Regions from separate parts of the Homo sapiens genome. Here all the other regions are linked to region 1. Evidence: chromatin contacts called from ENCODE Hi-C or POLR2A ChIA-PET data. All regions are on one chromosome and are shown on one strand. The core of a region is the stretch at or near the end of the contact, and the rest is flanking DNA. Distances in the headings are between cores, read along the strand shown.

Region 1 (2,700 bases), core at 58-2,557:
AAAGTGCTGCGATTACAGGCGTGAGCTACCGCGCCCCGCCAACTTCCAACAACTTTCTTATGTTTCTCTGGGGCACTCCTACAATTAAGTAACTAAAAAGGGCATCTACAATATTTCTGGAAAATAAAAGCAAGCAAACGTTCATATAAATGGTTGAGTTTGCATTTATAGACTGATCTTATGTACCAGATTGTGCTTAAACCTCATTCCATGAATTAATTCATTTAGTTTTCACAACCCAAGGTACTCGTATCATCTCCAAGGTGAGGAAATTAAAGAAGAAATATTAAGTAACTTACCCAAAGTCACACACCTAGTGAGTAGCTAACTAAGACCTCAGCCTTGACTGCAGAGTCTGTGCCCTTGAACACTAAACTGTCAATCTTTCCAGAATGATGAAGGATGATAACGATGAAGCAAAAGAAGACAAAGAAGCAAAGCTATCTACAAGCCTGAGGGTTTTTTCACTGCCAGAGTTATTGCCACCAAAGCTTAGAGCTCAAAATTTGAAACAGAGCTGGAGTCAGGTGAGCTAGACTGAGTCATCTGATAGCGTTGTTCAAACTTGGGTACAAGAGTTTTTGACAAAATAATTTCCCAGCTCTGTGGAAGGTACATTTGCTCTTCTTGACAACTTCACTCTTCTAACAATGAGAAGGAACTCCAGGAGTCTTTCTCTGAACTGGACACCTGATGGGGCACAGCTGAACTGAAAAATGGCTTTGAGGGCATCCCGGCCCCATTTCTTACTAGCTGTGTTTCGTTGAGGAAGTCGTTGATCCCTTTGGGCTTCCCCGGAACCGGATTATAACAACGCTCCCACCTAAGGGGTGCTGCGAAAGCCCGATGTAAACGGCTACGAGCTGCAGCGACGGCGAGGGGAGCCTGGAGGATGGCGGGCCCAGTCCTCAGAAATGGAAAAACAGAAGCCAAAGGCGCGCTGAAGCGTGGATGTGCGGAAGCGGGGAGAAAGGGAAGGGCTGGTGGGGATGTCTTCCTCCCGACGCCGTGACTGCCGGCAGAACCCCTCCGAAAGTGCCTGGGGTTTTCCTACCGTCCTCCCCACACCGACCCTGGGTTCCGCCGCACCTCCCACCGCTCACGCGGGTCCGTGCACCCCTCGCTCCCGCCTCTGCCCACTGAGCCATGGCCCCTCCACCCACCTCGGCGGCAGGAGCAGGCTCGGGAGACGATGCCACCGGTTCCTCTCCGCCGCCACCAGCAGCACCGACACCGCAGAGGCCGCCGCCATGTCCCTGGAGCCCGGCCACTCCGTGACTCCCCAGTACAGAGGCAGCTGCGTCCCACACGCCAAACCCGTTCCTCCACTACGAAGCCTCGTGACCCCCGCCGGCCACCGTCGGAGCCTGAGCCTACCTTTGGGCTGATCCAAGAATGTGAGGGCGTCTCCACGAACACCAATCAAAGACCAGAGCCCGGCTTCAGTAGCGACGATTGGGCAGTCTGGCCACGTGCTCGTGGGGGTGTGGCCTTTGTTTCTGCGTCCCCTGGGGCCTGCTCTGACTAAGGCAAGGGTTTTCTCCATCCTCCCCCTCTTGGTTGCCTGTCACTGTTTCTTCCTGCATCCCGTGGGGTTTCTTCGCTCTCGTCACCTTCTGGGAGAAGAACCCTGGGGAAGAAGCCAAATGCGGATGGACAGCAGGATACACAATTCTCTAGTGCTCTCAGGGATGAAAAAATAAATAAGCTAAAGTGAAAATCTTTAAACCACCTGAGCTTAAAACAGGTATTCTAACTGACTATTGGGAAAAAGAGGAAGTCAAAGAGCAAACTGAGGAACATCTAGAGAATAAAGAAACTGTAAACACTACATGTAGATGCTTCATGAGGAAAGCAGGAGGGAGAAATTAGGGAAGATAAAGGAATAAATAAATGAATTCAGGAAACCAGTGTCAAAGGACTAATAAACCCACAGGTTCACAAAAAATAAAATAGTTATCTAATCAGAAATAGAGAAAAATGCACATTTGACATGATTTAAAAAACAAGCAGGGGAAAATCACAGACACAGGAAACAAATTATAGATTTGTAAGATGCTAATTTTGCTTAACTTCAAGTGAACTTAAAACTCTGGATGAAATGGATGATGTTACAAGAAAATACAATTTATCAAAATAGATCCTGGAAGAGACAAAATTTAAGCAAACCGTTACCACAGAAAAAATAGAGAAGTTTATCAAAGAACTATCCTTGCTACCACCATGGCCCACTTTCACCTTCACCTTCACCCCTAAAAGTTACAAAAGCCCTCCATGTCTTGCAAGAAAATTCCACACAAATGAGTAATTGACTCAAATGCTATTAATTCTGTCCCAGAGCACAAAAAAGATGGAAGTCTTCCAAACTCTTTTTAAAAAGTAAACATAACTTTGATACCAAAATCAACAAAGATATCACGCACACACACACGACAGACCAATTTCACATGTAAGTATCAGTGGAAAAATTCTAAATAAAATATTAACTACGCTGGGTGCTGTGGCTCATGTCTTGTAACCCCCCATTGAGATGTGACAGCGTGCTGGCAGTCCTCAGAACCCTCGCTTGCTCTCGGCACCTCCCCTGCCTGGGCTCCCACTTTGGTGGCATTTGAGGAGCCCTTCAGTCCCCCACTGCACTGTGGGAGCCCCTTTCTGGGCTGGCCAAGGCCGGAGCCCACTCCCTCAGCTTGCAGGGAG
Region 2 (2,700 bases), core at 148-2,647, 920 kb after region 1:
TGGAAAGAAACAAAGCCCCAGTCTGAAGCAAGCAAGCAAGCAAGGATGGATCCCCAGGCCAGCCATTTTACTGATACTATTTATATTTCCCTATCTTCTCGTGTCCTCCTTTAAAGTTGTTGGAATATCTTTTTTAAATGCTCACTTGCCTCAGCTATCAAGAGAGGAAGAAAGAGAAGGGATTTTTGTTTGTAAAAAACAAACCTGTTGTCCAGACATGTACAAGGGTAGAAGCAGAATAATCAACGTGGGAGAACCCCAAAGAAGTGCCCAATAGGGTTGAGGCCACTTAGTCAGCTGCCCTTTTTTACCAAGATTCTCTTTCCACTGATAAAAGTGTAGACACTCTCCCTGCACAATGATACTGATTCAACTGCATGGCAGGAGGAGAGTTGCACGGGATTACCAGACTGGTGTGTGCAAGCTGCAGTCATCCCAACACTCATGAGTAGGTTTCCATCACCTCCAGGCCCTCAAGCTGCACGAGGAAGACACCACGCTAAAGGGATACGTATTTACCACACCCACTGTAATCCACTTGTTGCGTCTCCAAGCAGCCTCACCTTTCATACACGCTGCGGACCACAGTAAAACCTAGCCATCTCCTCCTCCAAGACCTCCTGAAACTTTCCCCGTCGTTCCTGTGCCCACCTGCCTCCAGCCTCTCCGTCTGTGCAGAAACCAAATGGCCCCTGTGTGATAAACACAAAGCCACCCGCGGCTCTGTGTGGCAGAAGCGAAAAGAGCACTGGATGACCGTGGAGAGATCTGGGCTGCGTTCCCGGCACAGCCACGGCTTTGCTGCGCGTGCTTATGTCACGTACCTCCATTTACCCGCTTGCAAAAACGAAGGGGATGACTTACTTCGAAGGTCGCTGGCGGCTCCGCTGCGGGTTGAGCAGGGTGCCCCGAGCCACCCGCTGCACAGCCTCCCAGGTGGGCGTTTCTCTCAGACCCGCTTCGCCTGGGATGCCCGGGCCCTAGGGCGTTCCCACAGCCCGCTCCGGCCTGCCCAGGCGAGCGCGACCCACACCCACGGCCCGCGGGCGCAGCGCCCCCTGGCGGCCGCGGCCAGGGACGTAGCCCGCGTCCCTGCCCGCTCATCCCGATCCTACCTGCCTGTCTTCCAGCACACGACCCCGTCACCAGACCCCGGGCTCACAGGCCTAGGAGGCGGCGGCAGGAGACCAGGGGGAGGCCATACGCCGTTCCCCAAGTCTCCAGTGTCCCCCGAACTGCTCGCAGCCCTGGCCACATCCCGCCACGCCCCGAGGAAATGCAAAGGGGTGATCCCCGTGACAACCGAGCTGGAGGGCAGGGGTGCGGCAGCAGCCATCACCTACCTGCGCCCCTGCTCCAGGACAACCGCGCCAGCCGCTCAACCACGCTCCCGAGCATGAGCCCTGCAGCAAAACAAGCCTTTATAGCGGCATCGGCCGCCACACCGCGCAAGCGCGCTGCACAAAGCATTCCCAAGGCTGAAGGGAACTGTAGTCCTCCTTCCGAGTGCCCAGGGCTGCGGACGCGGCGAAGGACTACATTTCCCAGAAGCGCCGGTGACATCCCGGGGGCGGTGCGGGCTGCCCCTCTTCCCACCGAGCTCCCGGCTCTGTTCCATCCTTCCCCGTGCCTCTGCGAGACTGTCTGGAATCTTCTCAGGGGTCGTGTTCCCTGGGGGAGGCAGCCGGGAGGCTTAACCGTGGCCCTGTGTTCGCACACAGTGCTGTTCGTAGGCAGAGCAGTCCCACCCTGCGTGGCCGTGTAGCTGCCAGAAAAGATCGTGAAGGTCATCGTAGCCCGCGTCTAACCCGTTGAGAGTCGTCAGGCCGGCCAGCCCCAGTTCTTATCTGTTGTGGCAGATACGATTGCTTGCTCATGGTTCGACCCTGCAGTCTGCGCAGATACCGCCTTTCTCACTTTAACACCAACTGCCCATCAATGTCTCGCTGCCTGGTCTCTAGATAATAAAATGCCAGGATCACAGTCTTAGAAGTGGCAAGAGCCTTAGAAATGTTATGCTAACTCATCTTCTTCTTTTTATAAATGAAACTGAAGCTCCCAGAAAGATTGATCCCTTTATTTCTCTGTTTCATCGGTACCTTCAGCATCATTAAATAAAAGCCACTGTTGAGTTCTTCCCTACCTTGTATCCGATGCTTTACATACCATTCTTGTTTCCTTTAATCTCCATTACAGCCCTATGAGTAGGTATTATGAGTTTTTTTTTTTTTTTAAGGAGTCTGGCTCTGTTGCCCAGGCTGGAGTGCAATGGCGCGATCTCGGCTCACTGCAGCGTCCGCCTTCCGGGTTCAAGCAGTTCTCCTTGCCTCAGCCTCCCGAGTAGCTGGGATTACAGGCGTCCGCCACCACGCCCGGCTAATTTTCGTATTTTTTAAGTAGAGACAGGGTTTCGCCATATTGGCCAGGCTGGTCTCGAACTCCCGACCTCAGGTAATCCGCCCGCCTCGGCTTCCCAAAGTGCTGGGATTACAGGCGCGAGCCACCTCACCCCGCCGTATTTTTTTTTAATTCAAAGATTAAAAAAGAAGAAGAAGAAGAGGAAGAGGAAGAAGGAGAAGGTAAAGTGACTTGTCCATCTTTATAACAGCTAGCTAGTTAGCTAGTGTGAAGACACTACTGTATCGTAAAGCAGCATATTCTTGCGCACGGATTGATAGACCAATGCAATAGAATAAAGAG
Region 3 (2,700 bases), core at 142-2,641, 790 kb after region 1:
TGAACTCCTAACTTCAGGTGATCCACCTGCCTCAGCCTCCCAAAGTGCTAGGATTACAGGCGTGTGAGCCACCACGCCCGGCCAGTATTAATCTTTTCTTTCCCCCTTAAACCATGCAATCTCAAATGGGATTACCACCTCCATCTGTCCTCATTTTCCACCTCCCCAGGAGTTTAAGATTAGTGCCTGACAGATCTATGTTAGTGTATGAAGATACAATGTATGTAAAGTTTTCACAAGTCCCTGATAAAATTCACCTGGAATGCTTGTCGGACATATAGGTTCTTCCACTCCACCCACCCCTCTCCTGATTGTGATTTGGGAGGACTGGGGTGAGGCCTGGGACATAAAATCCATACAAACTCTTCAGGTGATCCTTGAGATTAGGCAATGGCTCCGCCACATTAGAGCCTCGATTATTTACCACTGACTATCCCACGTGTTGATAAACAATGTTTCTTATCAGCAATCAGGTGGATTCGAGGCACCCATCTAACCAAGTCAGAAATTGGAAGGAATGAAGTTTTGAACAAAAGAGGAGGAAAATTTTCAAAGCCAAATGCACATCAGATTCTTAAACAGGTGAGGAATTTCTCTCTTCTCTCTCAAATTAGAAATGAATTACTGTGATGCAAAAATCAGCAATACTGATCAACCATACGCTTCACACTTCTACTCGGAAGGTTCGGCAGTTTTCTTTCCAAATCAACCGGAAACGAAATCTTCCACTGTCTCAATTCAACAATAAAGCCTCTCCTACGACTTTGCCAGACACAAAGTGATACCTTCCATCAGACTTCGTCCTCCCTTAGATCACAAGCTAAAGAAGGCGACTGGTTGTAATGGAACACAACCTTTATAATTAGATGGAAAAAGAATAAAAACCGCCATTCTGCCAGCTGTACTAACTTCTTCACTTCAGAAACTGGCTCAACAGTTTCCACTCGCGATTATGAAGTGTGGCACGCAATGAACCCTCAGCTTAGTTCCCCTTCCAGTCACGTCCTTCCCAATGGGAAAGGAGAAAGCGCAGGCTCGCGGGGGGCTGGGCTGGGCAAGGGGAGCGAGAAGCGAGGACTGGACGGAGGCGAGAGAGGAGAGAGAAGGGGCAGGTAAGGTGAAGGGGGTGAGCTGGGGCCAGCACAAGAGGCCCAGACGGCCTCCGCCCCCGAGGATACACGGCCAGAGCTCAGGGACCAAGAGGCGAGAAGACCAGAGCGCGGCGGCTATTACCTGCGTCCGAGGAGCTGCGGCGGGGTTAGGACCGCAGTGAGCTCCTCGCAGCTGCGGCCGCCCACCGACGCACCCCACGCCTGGCCGCAGCCCCAGCCTCTCTGCGCCCAGCCTCGCCACGCCATCTTCCCAACCTCTGCCCCACCATGGCCCGACCTTACCAACCCCAGCTGCGCAACTACTTCCGGGGCGAAGGCAACACCATAGAGCACGAGGAGCAGTCTAGAGCGCCCCCGCGCGGCTGAGCGGCAGCCGAACCAGCCACGGTGCCCGGACGACTGGCTGGCGCCCTTCTGTCCCACCGCTTCCCCTCCCACTGCTCAGCTGGCTCCGGGAGCGACCTGCGAGAGTGGCCCGGCCTCCCGGCATTTGCAGATGAGGAGGATGGGGCCAGAGCGAAGAGGGACAACTGTCATTTTTTCGAGTAACGGCACATACCAGGCGCTTTGCCTAAGATCGCATTTAATCGTCACAGCACTGCTAGAGGTAGATGTCATCACTGTTTCACTTTGCCTCTGGTCAGAGGGGATAGGACTTGCCCGGAGTTGCAGGGCTGGTCCCTAGAGGAACCAACGTGGCAAGCCAAGTTTTCTTAAATTACTACTTTTTTCTGCATCTCACCACTTCGTGTTATTCTGTATGCCTTTAACAAAGTCCAAGCCTATCGGGCGGGGTGGCTCACCCCTTTAATCCCAGCACTTTGGGAGGCCGAGGCCGGCGGATCACCTGAGGTCAGGAGTTCGATACCAGCCCGGCCAACATGGTGAAACCCCGTCTCTACTAAAAATACAAAAATTAGCCGGGCATGGTGGCAGGGGCCTGTAATCCCAGCTACTCAGTTGGCTGAGGCAGGAGTATTGCTTGAACCTGGGAGGCGGAGGTTGCAGTGAGCCGAGATTGGACCACTGCACTCCAGCCTAGGTGACAGAGCGAGATCCGTCTCAAAAAAATTACAAATACAAATACAAAAATTAGCTGGGCGTGGTGGCGCAAACCTGTAATCCCAGCTACTCGAGAGGCTGAGGTGGGAGAATCACTTGAACTCGGGAGGTTGCAGTGAGCCGATATCGTGCCAGCCTGGGCAACAGAGTGAGACCCTTTCTCATAAATAAATAAGTAAATAAACACAAAATCCAAGCCTGAAATGAAAAGCGGGCTTTCACTTTTTCATAATCCATCCCTCAACTACCTGTCAGTTAGCTTGATTCCCTGCCATTCCATTCCCCCCGACCCTAGCTGCAGCCATACAGTCATTGGCCATTACTCAAAGGCACCATCCGCGTTCCCACTGCTGAGCATTCATGCTACCGTTCTCACCACTTGAAACATCTAACCGACTTGTCCTTCAGGTCAGCCTCAAGTGTCACCTCTTCCAGGAGGCCTTTCCCAGACCTCCACTCCAATTTAGATTCCCTTCCTTTGTACTCACATACCGCTTTATGCTTATCTCTGCAATAGCACTTCATT

The links. A loop is a pair of places that touch in the nucleus more often than their neighbours do. ChIA-PET counts read pairs that join two places held with the same protein, here RNA polymerase II (POLR2A). Pooled maps may share reads with other maps.
Region 2: a loop to region 1 is called in a map of ascending aorta, with 5 times the contacts of the local background. The contact joins the promoter of ABCC5 here to the promoter of MCCC1 in region 1. A Hi-C loop is called at or near these places in 3 of 168 maps with a recorded cell type or tissue (ascending aorta, mesothelial cell of epicardium and naive thymus-derived CD4-positive, alpha-beta T cell) and 12 of 50 pooled maps.
Region 3: a map of CD8-positive, alpha-beta T cell shows a loop between it and region 1 (4-fold over the local background). The contact joins the promoter of PARL here to the promoter of MCCC1 in region 1. A Hi-C loop is called at or near these places in 1 of 168 maps with a recorded cell type or tissue (CD8-positive, alpha-beta T cell) and 11 of 50 pooled maps. POLR2A ChIA-PET finds 5 or more read pairs at or near these places in 1 of 52 experiments (HEK293).

Annotation. Positions count from the first base shown.
Region 1 is chr3:183,098,189-183,100,888 of GRCh38, forward strand. MCCC1 (methylcrotonyl-CoA carboxylase subunit 1) reads right to left here and starts at 1,308. Exons shown (of 19, transcript NM_020166.5): 1 at 1,164-1,308. The coding sequence starts at 1,252. RefSeq lists an enhancer at 1,234-1,373.
Region 2 is chr3:184,016,487-184,019,186 of GRCh38, forward strand. It overlaps ABCC5 (ATP binding cassette subfamily C member 5), which reads right to left and starts at 1,398. Exons shown (of 30, transcript NM_005688.4): 1 at 1,344-1,398. RefSeq lists a silencer at 966-1,135 and an enhancer at 1,616-1,795.
Region 3 is chr3:183,883,489-183,886,188 of GRCh38, forward strand. PARL (presenilin associated rhomboid like) reads right to left here and starts at 1,392. Exons shown (of 10, transcript NM_018622.7): 1 at 1,234-1,392. The coding sequence starts at 1,358. RefSeq lists silencers at 1,152-1,311, 1,422-1,572 and enhancers at 1,522-1,571, 1,612-1,841.